Linked DNA regions of Homo sapiens: region 1 is linked to region 2. A link is a contact called in ENCODE Hi-C data. All regions are on one chromosome and are shown on one strand. Each heading gives the region's core, a stretch centred on a gene start or an enhancer-like site at or near the end of the contact. The rest is flanking DNA. Distances are from core to core; before and after follow the strand shown. Region 1 holds the start of WDR89 (WD repeat domain 89). Region 2 holds the start of PALS1 (protein associated with LIN7 1, MAGUK p55 family member).

The links. Hi-C counts contacts between places; a loop is a spot of excess contacts on that map. Pooled maps may share reads with other maps.
Region 1: a loop to region 2 is called in a map of tibial artery, with 11 times the contacts of the local background. The contact joins the promoter of WDR89 here to the promoter of PALS1 in region 2. A Hi-C loop is called at or near these places in 2 of 168 maps with a recorded cell type or tissue (ascending aorta and tibial artery) and 10 of 50 pooled maps.

Annotation. Positions count from the first base shown.
Region 1 is chr14:63,640,558-63,643,257 of GRCh38, forward strand. It overlaps WDR89 (WD repeat domain 89), which reads right to left and starts at 1,314. Exons shown (of 3, transcript NM_080666.4): 1 at 1,247-1,314. LOC105370532 (a long non-coding RNA gene) reads left to right here and starts at 1,504. Exons shown (of 3, transcript XR_001750790.3): 1 at 1,504-1,640. RefSeq lists enhancers at 902-1,561, 1,116-1,215, 1,626-1,895.
Region 2 is chr14:67,240,137-67,243,017 of GRCh38, forward strand. It overlaps PALS1 (protein associated with LIN7 1, MAGUK p55 family member), which reads left to right and starts at 1,299. Exons shown (of 15, transcript NM_022474.4): 1 at 1,299-1,397. It overlaps LOC124903330 (a long non-coding RNA gene), which reads right to left and starts at 1,273. Exons shown (of 2, transcript XR_007064217.1): 1 at 1-1,273. It also overlaps a transcript of GPHN not described here. RefSeq lists an enhancer at 651-930 and a silencer at 911-1,880.

The DNA of each region.
Region 1 (2,700 bases), core at 64-2,563, 3.6 Mb before region 2:
GGCTCACTGCAACCTCTGCCTCCCGGGTTCAAGCGATTCTCCTGCCTCAGCCTCCCGAGTAGCTGGGACTACAGGCGCCCGCCACATTTTTGCATTCGTAGTAGAGACGGGGGTTTCACCATGTTGACCAGGCTGGTCTCGAACTCCTGACCTCGTGATCCGCCCGCCTCGGCCTCCCAAAGTGCTGGGATTACTGGCGTGAGCCACCGCGCCCAGGCTTTTATTGACTTTAAATAATTTCAAATTAATAAAGAAAACGGCCGGGCACGGTGGCTCACGCCTGTAATCCCAGCACTTTGGGAGGCAGAGGCGAGTGGATCACCTGAAGTCAGGAGTTCGAGACCGGCCTGACCAGTATGGTGAAATCCCGTCTCTACTAAAAATACAAAAATTAGCCGGGCGTGGTGCCAGGCGCCTATAATCCCGGCTACTCGGGAGGCTGAGGCTGGAGAATCGCTTGAACCCGGGGGGCGGAGGTTGCAGTAAGCCGAGATCGCCCCACTGCACTCCAGCCTGCGCGACAGCCTGAGACTCCATCTCAAAAAAAAAAAAAAAAAAGAAAAAGAAAAAGAAAAACAAAAAAGAAAACAGGAGCAACATTTTACAAATTATACCATCTTTTAATTTTACATCCATGGAAGCTGAATGCCACAATTTGTCAGAGACAAGCTAAAGAAAACACAAGAATGAGTAATGTCTAACACTGCTTCGCGTGAAAATGAGAACACTCACAGTACCTACCTCTTTAGATAGCCATGTGGTTTAAATGATATAATAGACCAGTTGCTGGTATCATACCACATCCCATACTACGGGTCGTCTCTTCCCAAGTGAAAATCTGCTTTCTGGCCTACAAAAGGATTATACTAAACCCTTTTAGTGGTGGGGAGAGTATCCGTGGAGAGGAAAGAGCAGGAGGAAACAGGTCTTTCCCTGAAAATGAGCAAGGGCGTTTGGCTTTTATTGAAAAACGCCCCAGAGGAAGTACTGGGAACTGCACCGGCAACAGCAGCCTGACCCGCAGAAGTTTCTTTGGCCAGGGCCAGCACAGGTTTGACCTGGTGGCTCCGACGGCGGAGCGAGACTGCCAACACGTGCACACTCCGTCCAGACCTCCCACTTCCCTCCGCGCTCCCGCGATAGCTGTCCAGCAACTCTAGCTTTCTAGACTCAACCACGGCGTCGCCGCTCGTCGAGAGGGCTGCCCATCCCGGGGACCCGCCCAGCCTGGCCCAGCAAAATGTACCTTAGTAGCCTCAACCTGTACCGGAGAAAACGCAGGCTGCGCGGCGGCTTAGAGCGGTCAAGTGGAACCCCGCCTCGACCTCTCTGATTGGGTAATGCGCACAAGAAAATCAAGAGGATTGGTCGGCTGCAGAGAGGCGGCCCGTAACGCGACGCGAAAGAAGTGGGGCATAGCGGCCCGGGGAATTCTTGCTAGCTTCCGATTGGACGAAAGCAGAACGCCTGCCCCTTCGTAGACCCAGCGTACGTACAACGCTCACACCACCACGCCGTACGCTGCGTTAGCGGAAGTTTAATGGCCCCATTGGTGGGATGCGTGGCCAATAAAGGGCAAGAATAAGGCGGATTCCGCCTTCCTCGTGGCTGACTGGATGCATCCGCTGGTACTGATTTACGTGAGTTTCAGCATTTAGACGTTCCGAGTTTCCACCGAGCCAGAGTTGGGTAGAGAGTTATTAAGATGACTAGGAGACTAATGCGGGGAGAAATAATTTAGTAGTTAGACTCAGGCCCTGAAACTACCACTCGTGTTCAGAAAGTCTACGTAATACCTTATTGTTTTCACGCGAAGAAACCAGCCCTTCAGGCCGGGCTGAATGTGGTTTAGGGATTCTCTGGCTGTCATTGGGTGAAAAAGCGATCAGTTTGAAGGTAGCTCCGCCTGGGCTCTAGGGAACTCTGGGATTTGTAGTCCGGAACTTTCGAGTCCTGTAGCTTTAAATGTGGTTGTTGCTACTGAGTTCTTTCATGTTGTTAATAACACCCATTGACATTTATTGTGGTTTGTTGGACTTTTTATCCTTTCGTTTATCAGCAGCATTAAAGACAACATTTAAGAAATGTGTAAACACTGCATGTATGTTCGTAAACAATAAATGTTAGTGTTTCCAACAATTTACTGCTGTGCCTAGCTGTATACTATATGTTCATGCTTACTGTACTAAGTAGATACTAAAATTATTTGTTTCTAAAACTTTTGCTGTTACAACAAAACAGTCTGATTTTCATATTAGTGTCCATTTACGATTATTTGAACCCTACATTTAGCAATTATGTGTACTGTGATGGCATAGGTAGCAGCTGCTTACATGAATCAAGTGTTGTTATGACATGAAGCAGAACTGGCTGCTATCTTCACAGGAAAATAGGGCTATGCTTAAAATGTCAAGCAAGACCACCATCAGGAGGAATACACATTGTATATTATTAAAGACTGTATTATAGTGTCTATTTTCAGCCTTTATTAAAACAGTTTTAGGACAGGCTTTTCCTGAGTCTATAGAATCCTGAACTCTTCTGTGAGCTAATTTAGCGGTATTTCATTTTTGTGTCTAGCAAAAGTAAAACCATTAATAAATACCAAAAACTTGCTGAGTAGACTTTTCGCTTTCGAAAAATTTTAATATTTTTTTCCTATTTTACATGTAATACAAACTTTCGACTGTAGAAGAAAAA
Region 2 (2,881 bases), core at 49-2,548:
CTGTCTTATTAAACACTTGGACAGAATGCTGATCAGATTTGAGAAGGATAACAAATCTGGGAAGGGTAGGCATCCCCAAAGATCTTCACCACCAGGAACAACGGTTTGCTTCGTTCAGGCCATCACAGTGTCCTTAGTGAGGGACACCACAACCCATAGGCTGTCCAGAGGAGCGTAATGGGGAAGAATGTGAAAGAGCTTGAAAATCAGGACCTGAGGACATTGCGAGATGGAAAAACACCGTGGGACAAAATGAGGAAAACCGAGAGAAATGGAAATGGCATATACGAAGGCTTTGAGGGAGGACTGTGCCCCTGGGGGAAACTGTGCCCCCGGGCTGGAGTCACAGGCATAGTTTGGCCTCATAGAAGGAGAGGTCGATTAACAAACCTTGCAAGTGTTCAAATGTGGAATGGGCTTGCTCGGAAGGTACTGTCAAGACAGAGACCATCCGAGGGCTTTTATTGCAAGTGTCGAGACACATTGCTGGTGTTTCTCCTTAGAACGTCCTCCAATCTGCTCTGACTTCCGCCCGCACCCGCCTGAGTCCTGCCCCATTCCAAGGGTGGCACATCCAGGTCCCGAGGGCGCCAGCCATGCCCGGAGCACGGGCTGATCTGCGTAACTCTGTCCCTTCGGGAGACTTCTGGGAAATAGTTCTAGTCCTTGCTATCCTTGCTTTCTGGTTTTCAGAAATCAGTGCAGCTGCTGGCTTTATGCAGTCTTCTGCGGGACACTGCACACATCCAGGTGTTTATGTCATTTTTTAAAAAAAACAAATGTTAGATTGGGTGACTAACTTGACAGGACATGAGGAATCTCTTCAAGAGGAATCAGATTTTCTTCAGGATACGTCATCCAGAGACAAGAGCCAAGGGATGTAGAAACCCAGGGAAGCCTCGCGTCCCCACAAAGCCCGCCGGCCAAATCCCGAAGGGGCTCTACCGGGCCAGCTAGCCCGGAGCAGTCCGCGTTTTAGACTTAGAGGCGCGCGACTGCGCGCACCCGGCTGGAGCTGCGGAGAGGACCAATGAGCGGGCGCTCTCTCCGCTCCGGCTCGGGATTGGGCAAGCCGCGCCAGCCTCTCACGGGCGGGGTGGGACTCGGATCCGCGCGCCCACTGCGCCAGAGTCCCGGGGGCGCGTGCGCGGTCTCGCGGCGGCCGCAGGGGCCGGTCTCGCGCGGTCTAGAAGTGGAGTTGCTGGCGGCTGCGGCGGTGACGGCGGCGACGGAGGAGGCAGGCGGTGGGGCGGGGGCGGGGACTAAGGATTCTGAGGTGGGGAGTCGGGAGTTTCTGGATTCTTTATCCGGAATTTCAAGGGCCGCCGGAGGGCTGTCGCTTCTGCAGTGCGTAGGAGCGGCCGGGGCGGGAGGCTCCGCGGAGCCGAGGCGTGGAGGTAAGAGGCGGATCGGCGGCGGCTGGGCTGTAGAGATCTTAATCAACAGGTCCCTGGGAGCGCGGCGGGGGAGGGGCGGGCGGCCGGGCTCCCCTTCCCCCACACGCTGCGCAAACTCCGGCCAGCGGGAGACCCCTGGCAGCCAGGCGGGCTTCCTCAGGCGCGCGAGCTGCGGCCGTGGAGGGTGTGAGCCCAACCTTTGTCCCTCGGAGCAACGCTGCCTGCGCGGTGCCCGCTCCTTCTGCTTGGCTGGGCATGCACCTTGGCGCGGGCCACAGCCAGCCGAGCCCGAGGTGCAGGGGGCGCGGCGGGGAGTCGTCTGCCCCCTGCGCCCTCTCTCCGAGGTCGCGACGCGCGGGACTCTCCCGGCCGGGTCTGGGAAATCGGCGAGGGAACGCTTTCCTTTAGAAGTCAGAATGTAGTCAGCGTTCCTCTGCCTGACTCAGCTGCTGGTATTCTGCTGCTCATTGCGTTCTTAAACACGCAAACAGTTCCTGCTTCCTTGTGACCACTTTAAAAGAAAAGCCTAGTTTTGTTCATGGTTTCTGATACTTTAAGGTTGCACGTTGAACTTTGAAGCATGTAAATTGTTATAACCTACGTTTAATGAAGTTTGCTTTAAACGATCTTTGTAGTAAATTATGTAACTTTCTAATGATCATAACTCACCTTCTGTTGATTGACATACAGTAATGTGTACGGAATGTAGGTTTCGGTCAAAAGGTTTTTCTTGGCAGTTTATGCTAAAATTAAAATCTGATGGCTAGGAAGTTTTTAGATGTAGTATGGAGTGTGTGTTTTGTCTCCATACTCGTTTAGAATAGTAAGAATTTAGATTTGGAAAGTCAGTTGAACAAAAATTTTGAAATTTTGATTTGACTGACGCAGTGAAAGGTGTTAATATTTCTGATTTTTTAAAAAAGCAATATCATGTTTTAATGATAGTTTACTAATTATGCTTTTGGATTATACCAGAAGTTAATAACCTGTTAAATTATGCAATAGGAACAAATGACGTGTTGGTTATTGGTGTCTTTGAAGTATTGGTGGTAATGAAACTTATTAAATAAGCTTCCTTGAATTAAGAACTACGATTTTTTTTTTTTACTAGATCCCTGTGGACATAGCTATTGTGGATAGGTTTTATAGGCTTTCTATTTGCGGCAGGATGAGCTATTAAATTATAATGTAAGAGATTTATAGATAAAACAGGCAAAAATAGGAAAAGCAATTCATTATTTTATCTTTAAAAATCTGGTAAATTTTACCATGTACCTGAATTAGTTTTGGCAAGACGGACTTGAACTTGACAAATTAAGGTGGATTGATTAACATTAATTTGTTTTAGAATGTTAAAACGGGAGAGAATATATAAGTTCTACTTGAGGGTGACCCAAGTCAGTACAGTGGGTTTAGCTTTTACATGATCTTGAATTATGATTTTGATTAAAAATCTCATCACAGGGGCACGTGTTTTCAGGATC